2 separate regions of the Homo sapiens genome follow, and region 2 is linked to region 1. Evidence: read pairs that join two places in POLR2A ChIA-PET (ENCODE). Cell type or tissue: endothelial cell of umbilical vein. All regions are shown on one strand. Links, peaks and the distances in the headings refer to the core of each region. The heading gives the core; the rest is flanking DNA. Region 1 holds the start of LOC124904762 (a long non-coding RNA gene). Region 2 overlaps ZNF415 (zinc finger protein 415).

The links. Peaks named below come from ENCODE experiments on the same cell type or tissue, not always from the same donor. Only the 100,000 strongest peaks of a DNase experiment are listed, where the experiment ranks them.
Region 2: POLR2A ChIA-PET joins it to region 1 with 10 read pairs; 4 of 35 experiments call an interaction of 5 or more read pairs at or near these places.

What each region holds. Positions count from the first base shown.
Region 1 is chr19:53,058,126-53,063,500 of GRCh38, reverse strand. LOC124904762 (a long non-coding RNA gene) reads left to right here and starts at 4,281. Exons shown (of 2, transcript XR_007067330.1): 1 at 4,281-5,175. In endothelial cell of umbilical vein, for the core only: no CTCF peak of the experiment used is centred there; no DNase peak of the experiment used is centred there; H3K27me3 peaks cover 170 bases.
Region 2 is chr19:53,122,463-53,127,798 of GRCh38, reverse strand. ZNF415 (zinc finger protein 415) reads left to right here. Exons shown (of 4, transcript NM_018355.4): 2 at 5,056-5,137. The coding sequence starts at 5,123. Among named protein-coding and RNA genes, the nearest start is that of ZNF415, 7.8 kb to the left of the region's middle. In endothelial cell of umbilical vein, for the core only: no CTCF peak of the experiment used is centred there; no DNase peak of the experiment used is centred there.

The sequences.
Region 1 (5,375 bases), core at 242-5,241:
TGAGGAAGTTTTCCAACATACTGTTTTCCATAGTGGGTGTGCCATTGTGCATTCCCACTGCCAAGCGTAGGAGGATTACAGACTCTCCTTGCCTGTGAAGTAGGTTCACTTCGCACTGGTTACCGAATGTCTGACTCCAGTGAGACAGAACCCATGCACACAAGTTCAATAAAGTGAGTTGACTACTGACAGGCAACAAGGGGCAGTAGAAGCCTAGGACTGATTCATTGCAAGCTGGTCCCCCAAGGCTCAGGAAAACTGCTTGGGGAAGATGGAGTCTCATCTACTGGTGTCCCACCGGCACTGATGCTGAGGGACCCCAGAGAGCACCCACCCTAGGTTTTATGGCACATGGCCTCGTGATGAGCCGCCCTAAAGCACTGAAGGACATCCTGTTCTTTGAAAGGGGGGCAGGGGGCTCTGGAATGGAGCCCGGCTGCTTTGGCCAGTTTCTTCATATTTCAGGGTGTTACCTTCAGAATAACATTCTGAAGTTATTCTTGAGAACTACAAGCAAGGAAGGGGAGAAAAATAAGGTTGTTCCTTTAATGTATACATCCCACGGTACCTTACTTCTACAAAACCAAAAGACAGCTCAGGAAGCCTTATCAAATTTGCTGTCTCCACATCTCCTGTTGGAACTTTCAAGTGCCAATTAACAGTATCAAGTTAATTAAGAAGAGAATGGATGGGGGAAAATAGTTGAGATTCAAAGGACTTCTCCTCATGAAGGTGGAAATTTTAAAATCGTCATTAAGAAAAAAGGTGAATAAAGCAAGCATTCACAGGCTGGGTATGGTGACTCACACCTGCAATCCCAGCACTTTGGGAGGCCGAGGCGGGTGGATCCCTTGAGGTCAGGAGGTCGAGACCAGCTTGGCCTACACAGTGAAACCCTGTCTCTACTAAAAATACAAAACAATTAGCTGGGTGTGGTGGCGCACACCTGTAATCCCAGCTACTCTGGAGGCTGAGGCAGGAGAATGGCTTGAACCTGGAATGGGGAGCTTGCAGTGAGCCAAGATCGTGCCACTGCACTCCTCCAGTCTGGGCGACAGAGCGAGACTCCGTCTCAAAAAAAAAAAAAAGCATTCATAAAATGAAACTAAGCGGGGAAAGGTAGGGGAGAGTCATGGCTCTCCTCCCAGCAGAGTGGAAATCTTTAGATGGTAATTAAGAAATGGGATGACCAGCCTGGGCAACATGGCGAAACCCTGTTTTACAAAAAAATACAAAAATTAGTCAGGTGTGGTGGTGAACTTCTGTGGGCCCAGCTAACTCAGGAGGCCAGGATGGGAGGATCACTTGAGCCCAGGAGTTTGAGGCTGCAGTGAGCAGTGATTGGACAACTGCACTCCAACCTGGGTGAGAGAGCGAGAGCCTGTCTCAAAAAAAAAAAAAAAAAAAACGGGATGAGTAAAATGGAAATGGAAATTGATGAAGTTGAAACAAAGGTCTTAATACAACAGTTTCGAAGATTGGGTGAACCAAAGGAGCCCCTGGCTGTCCTGCAGCATTAAAGGGTTCCACACAAGTCTGCATGGCTCATGAGTCATGAAAATGTGATGAGATATGGTGGTGGACGTGGCCTGCAGGGCCATTACCAATGCATGCAGTTTGGCTAATTAGGCAGAATGTCTATGTCTAGTCTTAGTCAAGAATGGCCATCCACTGGCTGAATGGCCATTCACTGGGTCAAAGAATGGCCATCCACTGGGCTGAAGCCCAGTAGACCCTGTGTGTTTATTGTTTTGCAGAGACATCAGTAAACCATGCCATACACTTGGTGGGCATATATGTGAATCTTGGGTCCCAGGTAGCCACAAGAGGAGCCAGAGGATCCTTTAAGGACTGTTTGACCCCTTCTTGTAAGCTACCCATTTGTTCATGGAGTATACTGGTCCCTTGAGGTTCTGCTGTGCCTCATCTTGAATATGCCAGTTCCATTTTATAGTTGAGCTCTATTGAGCCTGTCCAATTTTATCGATAAGGTTTGTGAGCACCCGAGTGAGAATGGGCAGTTCATGTTACAGGGTGACACAGAGCTCTGGCTATAAGATGCACCGTTCCCACCAGTGTCCAACAGCAAGCAAGGAGTTACGTTGAAGAGGTATATATGTGGTGGGTAGCTCAGGTAACTTACATGTCCAAAACCCAACGAGGTTGATTCACGCACTGTGTTTTCGGGCTTTAAGTAGCCAGGGGTGTGGCCCAGCCAAAACAGGGAAGGGGGTGATGGAGTGTCTCCTAGGTAGCTTGCTCCCAGGAGGTAGGGAGCTGCAGTAGCTCAGTTGGGAAATGGTGGACAGGTGTGAGCCACTGCACCTGGTCTACATGAGCTCTTTATTTTTTCCTCCTCTTTTTTTTTTTTTTCTTTTTTTTTTTTGGTAGAGATGGGGTTTCATCATGTTGCCCAGGCTGGTCTTGAACTCCTGAGCTCAAGTAATCCATCTGCCTTGGCCTCCCGAAGTGCTGGGATTACAAGCATGAGCCAACATACCCGGCCATACACAAGCTCTTTCTATGGAACGGTACAGGGCCGGGTGAGGTGGCTCATGCCTGTAATCCCAGCAATTTGGGAGGCCAAGGCAGGTGGATCATTTGAGGCCAGGAGTTCGAGACCAGCCTGACCAACATGATGAAACCCCGTCTCTACTAAATACAAAAAAAATTAGCCGGGCGTTGTGGCACATGCCTGTAATCCCAGCTACTTGGGACGCTGAGGCAGGAGAATCACTTGAACCAAAGAGGTGGAGGTTGCAGTGAGCCGAGATTGCACAAGTGCACTTCAGCCTGGGCAACAGAGTGAACCTTTGTCTCAAAAAATAATAATAATAAAAAAATAAAGGAATAGTGCAGCTGTGTGAACTCCAGGTAGCTTAGGAGAATTTTAACAGAAGACGAAACATGGCTTTACCAGTACAATGCTGAAAAAACCACAATCAAAGCAATGGTTACCAAGAGGTGGAAATAGTCCAGTCAAAGCAAAAGGCTGACCAGTGAACCTTGGCTCTGTGGCACACACCTGTAATCCCAGCATTCTGGGAGATGGAGGCAGAATGATTGCTTGAGCCTAGGAGTTCAAGACCAGCCTAGGTAACATAAGGAGACTCTGTATCTACAAAAAATTATAAAACAATTAGCCAGGCATGGTGTTGTGTGCCTGTGGTTCCAGCTACTTGAGAGGCTGAGGTAGGAGGATCACTTAAGCCCAGGAGGTAAAAGTTGTGGTGCACCATGATTGCGCCACTGCACTCCAGCCTGGGCAACAGAGTGAGACTCTTTCTCAATAATTAATTAATTAAAATAAGCTGAGCGGTGAAGAACAAAGTTCATGGCAATAGTTTTTTTTTTTTTTTTTTTTTTTTTTTTTGGCGGTGGGGGATGCACAAGGCATTTTGCTTGTCGACTTTCTAGAGGGACATAGAATAACACTTATTTATTTTTAGAGCATTTTTGAGAAAGTTACCCAAAGCTTTAGCAGAAAAATGTCCAGGGAAACTTCACCAGCGTCCCTCTCCACCATGACAATGTTCCTGGTCATTCCTCTAATTAAACAACGGCAGTTTTGCAACAGTGGGTTGCAATGAGAAATCATTAGGCATCCACCTTACAGACCTGATTTGGCTGCTTCTGACGTCTGTTTCCTAATCTTAAAAAGAAAAAAAAAAAAAAAGTGCCGGGCGCAGTGACTTACGCCTGTAATCCCAGCACTTTGGAAGGCTGAGGCGGGTGGAACACCTGAAGTTGGGGGTTCCAGACCAGCCTGTCCAACATGGAGAAACCCTGTCTCTACTAAAAATACAAAATAGCCAGGTGTGGTGGTCAGCTACTCGGGAGGCTGAGGCAGGAGAATCGCTTGAACCCGGGGGGCGGAGGTTGCAGTGAGCCGAGATCGCGCCATTGCACTCCAGCCTGGGCAACAACAGCGAAACTCAATCTCAAAAAAAAAAAAAAAAAAAAAGTTTAGATATTATCGATTTAAGCATAGTATGATTTAAAGAAAGTTTATCTCGGCCGGGCTCCTTGGCTGATGCCTGTCATCCCAGCACTTTGGGAGGCCGAGGTGGGCGCATCACTTGAGGTCAGGAGTTTGAGACCAGCTTGGCCAACATAGTGAAACCCCGTCTCCACTAAAAACAAAAATTAGCCGGGCGTGGTGGCACGCGCCTGTAATCCCAGCTAGTCCAGAGGCTGAGGCAGGAGAATCGCTTGAGCTTGGGAGGCAGAGGTTGCAGTGAACCGAGATCGCGCCATTGTATTCCAGGAGCCTGGGGGACAGAGCGAGACTCCATCTCAAAAAAAAAAAAAAAAAGTTTATCTCAAAGTTATTTGAGGTTTTGTCAACCGTGGAACCGAATAACAAGTATAAGGAAGAACAATACAATTCATATCTATTTTTTTTTAAAAGTTATTGCGTGTTTTAAAGCAGCAGTTGGTGATCTGGCTTACTGCGGGTTTTAGCCTTCCACGGTCCACAGCCCACGGTCCAGGTGTTGTCCTATAAAAGTCTCTGGAAGCACAGACTTGACTCTTCCCCTGAGATAGGTATGGGATAGAAATGGAAAGGAGGATCCTTTGGGCAATAGCATTACGTATCACATTTGTTCCGGGCAGTTTTGCATTTCACAGTCTAGTTTGCAACCCCTTCACAGATAATTTCAGGGCTTTTAAAGTAAGTTACTCCAATTAATTTGAATTGCAGGAACTTTCCTGGATCCAATCACTCACTGCTCCTCCTGGACCCCCCTCCCCCCACCGAATTCGCAGTTCCCAGACCGCTGAGCTGCAGGAGACTCCCTAGCAGGATCGGGTCCAACCTGCTGGCAAAAATAGTTTTGAGATAAACCGTTTTCATCTTGGTGGGAAGAAAACATTTTGCTTTCCAACAGAAGGGGCCCACACAACTCTATGCTTTTTACCTTACAACTGCACAGGCCCCGCCCCCGCGGTCCCTCTGCAGACCCCGCCTCTCCCCGGGCTCCGCCCCAGGCTACCCGGGCTCTGCGCGCACGTGCAGTTTCTTGGAGTCCCGGAAGCGGATCGCGGTGTGTGAAGGTGACACCGCCGAGCAAGAGTGTGCCTAGGTGTAGATTAAGCCTTCGATTCGCCGTCCCGCTTTTCCACACCCGCTCTGCTGACCTTAAAATCCCCGCATCGCGCCCTTCACCCGAGGTAAATACGGACCTCGCCATGTGGGTAAAACTCGCTCTGAGACCAGTCCCTGTCCCCTGCCATTCGCGTCTTCTTCCCGCATAAAACCCTTTCCTGACCCCTCCTCCCGCCCCGCGCTTTTTAAAGTCCTCACCTGCGAGGTGGATTCCCGTCCTGAGCGCCTCCCAGCCTCTCCGTCGTCGGCCCTGGAGCGCAGCGCC
Region 2 (5,336 bases), core at 337-5,336, 64 kb before region 1:
TTCAAGCGATTCGCGTGCCTCAGCCTCCCGAGTAGCTGGGGCTACAGGCACGCGCCACCACACCCAGCTAATTTTTGTATTTTTAGTAAAGACGGGGTTTCACCATGTTGGCCAGGATGGTCTCGATCTCCTGACTTCGTGATCTGCCTGCCTCAGCCTCCTAAAGTGCTGGGATTACAGGTGGGAGCCACCACGCCCGGCCGATCAGGAAGCTTTCAGATGCATTTTGAAAGATAGAAATAACAGTTTGGAGTGTTTTCTTGGAAGATATTAGGATCTCATTGGGGCACGTGCATCATTAGAGACATCTCTGTTTTATTGGTAGGCTTTGGTGGTACTTTTGTGTGGGGTGGAGTCACTATGAGTGGAAATAAATACATTGTCGTGGGTCAGTGAGACCCTAAGATATTTATGTGTATTATTTCATTGTTACTGGGACTTGCGAAATTTCGTAGCCGGGCTTCTATAAACCCTGTGTCCTCAGGCAGTGCCTGACCTTTATGGACTATCTGGGGAGTGCAAGACCCCATGGGAGTTTGTAAGCGTGTCTGAGTCCAGAGGGCAACGGGGATCCTAAGAATCAGGCGCAGATGGCTTTCATTAGGGAGGGTTTGTTGTGGGGGCGTCTGTGGGTGCAACTCAAGAGGGAGTGATTATCAGGGTCCCAGAGTAAGGGAAAGATTTCTCCAAGAATCAGAGTGAAACACAGCACACTGACCTGCGGCCCAAAGGCTTCCACTGGGACTGTCCTTGGGAAGATAAAGCTGCCACATTCTTGCAGCCAGGCCGGTGGCCTCTCCCTGTTTATTCCAAGATAACAGAGTCACAGAGTCACAAGGCAGCTGGGGAGCTGAGGGGCAAGGTCCTTGAAACCCGCTGTGGAACATGGACCTTTCTCCAGTGCAGAGGGGCCACGGGGCCCTGGGAAGGGAGTTGGAGGGTTACAGCCCTGGTCATGGCAGGGAGACGCAGGAACTGGAGGCAGGAAGAGCTGTGTTCATCCCCACAGGGTGCCCCTCCGCTCAGGAATTTGTGCAATAGAATGGGGTGAGCTAATGGGGTCACATTTAGGGAAAGGAGTCTTTCTGTCCACCCAACACACATCTCATCCTATGCACACGCTTCTCCCTTTCCCCATTGTCCTCTCTATGATGGGAAACTAATGCTTCCCTAGGCGGGTGATTGAGGGAGAGGAGGGGTTGGTCTGCTTGTGTCTCTCCTTTCTCCCCTCCCTCAAGTCTCCTGCCTGCCTTTCTGCTGCTCTGTTCAGACTCTCACTTCCTGCAGTTCTGCAGTCAGTTTGCCCCACGCAAGACCCAAGGATCTGGGTCTGTGAATAATATTCAAGCCAACATCATTGCCAAGTGAGAAATCTTAGACCCCAGGACCTTTTTTCCATGGAGGGGCCTGGGCACAGAGACAAACTCTTCTTTTTGCAGAATTTAGGGTCTTTTATTGGCCACGTGGGTCTGCTGAGCCTCAGACAGGGATCCCATAGTCAGCCAGATGTGTTTCTGGGTGGACTTGCGCTTGCCCTTCCACAGGTTGGTAAGCAGAGTGGTCTCCATGAAGGGCCCTTGGCTCTGCCCCTCAGCTGGTCCTGCTCAGGTCCCTTCTCACTCTCGGTGAAGACAATCCTCAGGTGAAACAGGACCCCTGCACACATCAGTCCCTCAAAGTGAACACCGTACCAGAGGGTGCACTAGTGTCACCCTGTATCATTCTGCTCATTTATTCAACAAATACTCCGTCATGTGCCAGGCTCTTTTTTTTTTTTTTTGTCTACACCAGGAATAATAATGGTAAAACAAAAGAATATGTGCCTCTACCATATCCAGTTTATTTTATTTTATTTTATTTTTTGAGATGGAGTCTCACTCTTGCCCAGGCTGTAGTGCAGTGGCGTGATCTTAGCTCACTGCAACCTCTGCCTCCCAGGTTCAAGCAATTCTCCTGCCCCAGCCTCCCAAGTAGCTGGGACTACAGGCGCGTGCCACCATGTCCGGCTAATTTTTGTATTTTTAGTAGAGATGGGGTTTCACCATGTTAATCAGGCTGGCCTCAAACTCCCGACCTCGTGATCTGCTTGGGCTCCCAAAGTGCTGGGATTACAGGCGTGAGCCACCGCGCCTGGCTCCAGTTTATTTTTAAAATGATAGTGATATGGCAGGCATGGTTGCTCACGCCTGTAATCCCAGCACTTTCAGAGGCTGAGACAGGACGCTCACTTGAGCCCAGTTTGAGACGAGCCTAGGTAACATAGTGACACCTTGTCTCTATAAAAAATTTAAAAATCAGCCAGATGTGGTGGCTCGTGCCTCTTGTAGTCCTAGCTACTCGAGAGGCTGAGGTGGGAGGATTGCTTCAGCACAGGAAGCCGAGGCTGCACTGAGCCAGCATCACATCACTGCACTCTAGCCTGGCCAACAGCAAGATCCTGTTTAAAAAAAAAAAAAAGGCCAGGCGCGGTGGCTCACACCTGTAATCCTATCACTTTGGGAGGCTGAGGCGGGCAGATCATGAGGTCAGGAGATCGAGACCATCCTGGCCAACATGGTGAAACCCCGTCTCTACTAAAAATACAGAAATTAGCCGGGCATGGTGGCATGTGCCTGTAATCCCAGCTACTCGGGAGGCTGAGGGAGGAGAATCACTTGAACCCGGGAGGCGGAGGTTGCAGTGAGCCGAGATCACGCCACTGCACTCCAACCTGGTGACAGAGTGAGACTCCGTCTCAAAAAAAAAAAAATTGGACATAAACAGACCCTTTCAGTTACTAGATGATTTGCAAGTCAAGTGCACTAAATCATTTGTTTCTCCCAGACATCCCCACATCCAGCTCCGTTACTCTGCTTCTGTCCCTGTGTAGCTGACCACAGCCTGGAGAAAACATACAGCCAGAATTCCTGGTGTCATTTAATTCCTGCCCCGCACCTCTTCCATTCTCCTATTTTTCTATTCTGCACCTTGTCTCTGGAGATTTTCTTTCTTCTTTTTGCTCATTTAAAGGCCTTGGTTTTTTTCACCGTTGAGTCCCTGGAAGCAAGGAAGAGATCTTTTCCAACTTACCCACCCACCTGTCTCAGGGCTTGGGATCCCTACTCAGTAGTGACTGGGAATGGTCTGTTCCTGCTCCTGGCTGCTACTAACCCTCCAATTGTGTACCACACGCCAGCCCCACTCATAGCCTCAGAATGTGCAATTGTTAGGATATGATTTGTTTTGCCCCACCAACTCTCATGTTGAAATGTGATTTCCAAAGTTGGAGGTAGGGCCTGGTGAGTGTCATGGGAGCAGATCTCTTGGGAATGGCTTGATGTCATTCTCTAGGGAGTGAGTTCTGACTCTTAGTTCCCCTGAGAGCTGGTTGTCAAAAAGCCTGACCTCTCTCTCTCTCTCTCTCTCGTCTCCTCTCTCACCATTTTGTCTGCCCTGCTGGCGCCCCTTCACCCTCCACCCTAAACGGAAGCTTCCTGAGGCCCTCATCAGAGGCAGATGCTGGCACTGTGTTTTGTACAGCCTGCAGAACCATGAGCCAAATAAACCTCTTTTTTTTTTTTGAGACGGAGTTTTTCTCTTGTTGCCCAGGCTGTAGCAGTGGCGCGATCTCGGCTCACCGCAACCTCTGCCCTCTGGGTTCAAGCGATTCTCCTGCCTCAGCCTACCAAGTGGCTGGGATTACCAGTGCCTACCACCATGCCCGGCTAATTTTTTTGTATTTTTAGTAGAGATGGGGTTTCACCACATTGGTCAGGTGGGTCTCGAACTCCTGACCTCAGGTGATCCACCTGCCTCGGCCTCCCAAAGTGGTGGGATTACAGGTGTGAGCCACTGCGCCTAGCCTTCTCCTCAACTTTCTGCTAGGACATGTAACAGGTATCTCCACTTTCAGGTGTCCAAAAGTGACTTCCTGACTCCCTAGATGCATTCCCCTGCAGTCCTGCACATCTCAGATGAGCGGGACCATGTATTTCGTGGGACTTTCAAATATATAAGATTTTACATTGTAAGTGGGTTAATTTATAAAGAAAATATTATATATTTAATTAAAATGGGTGAGGAAATACATCATTTCCAAAATTCTTTTGAGGTGTGGGAGAAAAATGTTTGACAGCATCTGCCCTGCCTGATCTGCCCTCCCAGGACCTCTCTGACCTCATCTCCTGCCTGTGTCCTCCTCGCTCCCTCTGCTCCAGCCAAGCATGCGTCCTTCCTGTTCCTGGGCCGAGCTTGCTCCTGCCTCAAGGCCTTCACGTGGGCTGTGCCTCTGCTGGAACTCGCTGGCCCCTCAGCTGCAGGTGCAAACACCCCTCCTTCCCCAGGTCTCGGTTCCAATATCACCTTCTCAGCGGGGACTTCTGTGACCCACTTCCCATTTCACACTCCAGCTACACCCTCACCCCCACCTCTGGTCCATATTACCTCCTCTGCATGCTTCTCTTGATTCTTTCTGCTTCCACTGTCTGGATCCTGATGACACCAAGGTCTCAAGGGGAGAATAGAGTCAGAAGGTGGGGGCTATGCTGGGCTGACCACATGTGAGTAGAGCTACCCCCTGGCTTCATATGAAAGTGCTGGGGTACTTTGCAGATATACCTCTTGTGCCCCCATCCCTGTCCCAGAGATTCCCATTCACACAGGTTGGGACCCACCCTCGATAATACAGTGCCCAACATGATTCTAATCTATATCCAGCCCTGAACACCAAGGCTCTGTGTCCTCTATTTCTGAGGGCTGAGCCCAGCCTGGGATCCAGAGAGGGAAAGGGGGCTGTGCTCTGCATGGGGTTTAATCAGGGCTGGGTCTCCTCCCCACTGCTGCAGCATGTGTGTGAGCTTCTCCAGGAGGGGAGGGAGTTCTGAAGAAAGGGGTCAGAAGACTCATGTATTGGTTTTCCTGTAGGAGTTTCTTGTCCCTGGGGCCACCCTGGTGTAGTGGGCGGCAGAGGACCGTCTTTGCACAGGGCGAGCTCCTCCCTGTGTATGTGTGTGCTTGTCACACAAGAGGGGGTGTGTTGTTTCTAAGCAATAAACAGCACTTGTTGTTGTTATTCAGCATTGACTTCCAAAGACTCCTGGCACATGAGGAAGAAACCCAGAAGAGGAGAGCAAAGGAGTCAGGAATGGCTTTTACTCAGGTAAAGAAAGATTCTGTGTGGATCATTCTGTCTCCCTCTTTTCAGAAAGGTGGGAGACAATGCCTTGGAGCTGCAAATCTTCTCTGAGTCTGAAGCATCCTGCCTGACGCGTTTGCTCACATTGACCCGTGCCTTCCCTCAGTCCTTCTCATCTCTACTGAGATTCCGTCTCACCCTGACCCTGTGACATGAACTTCTG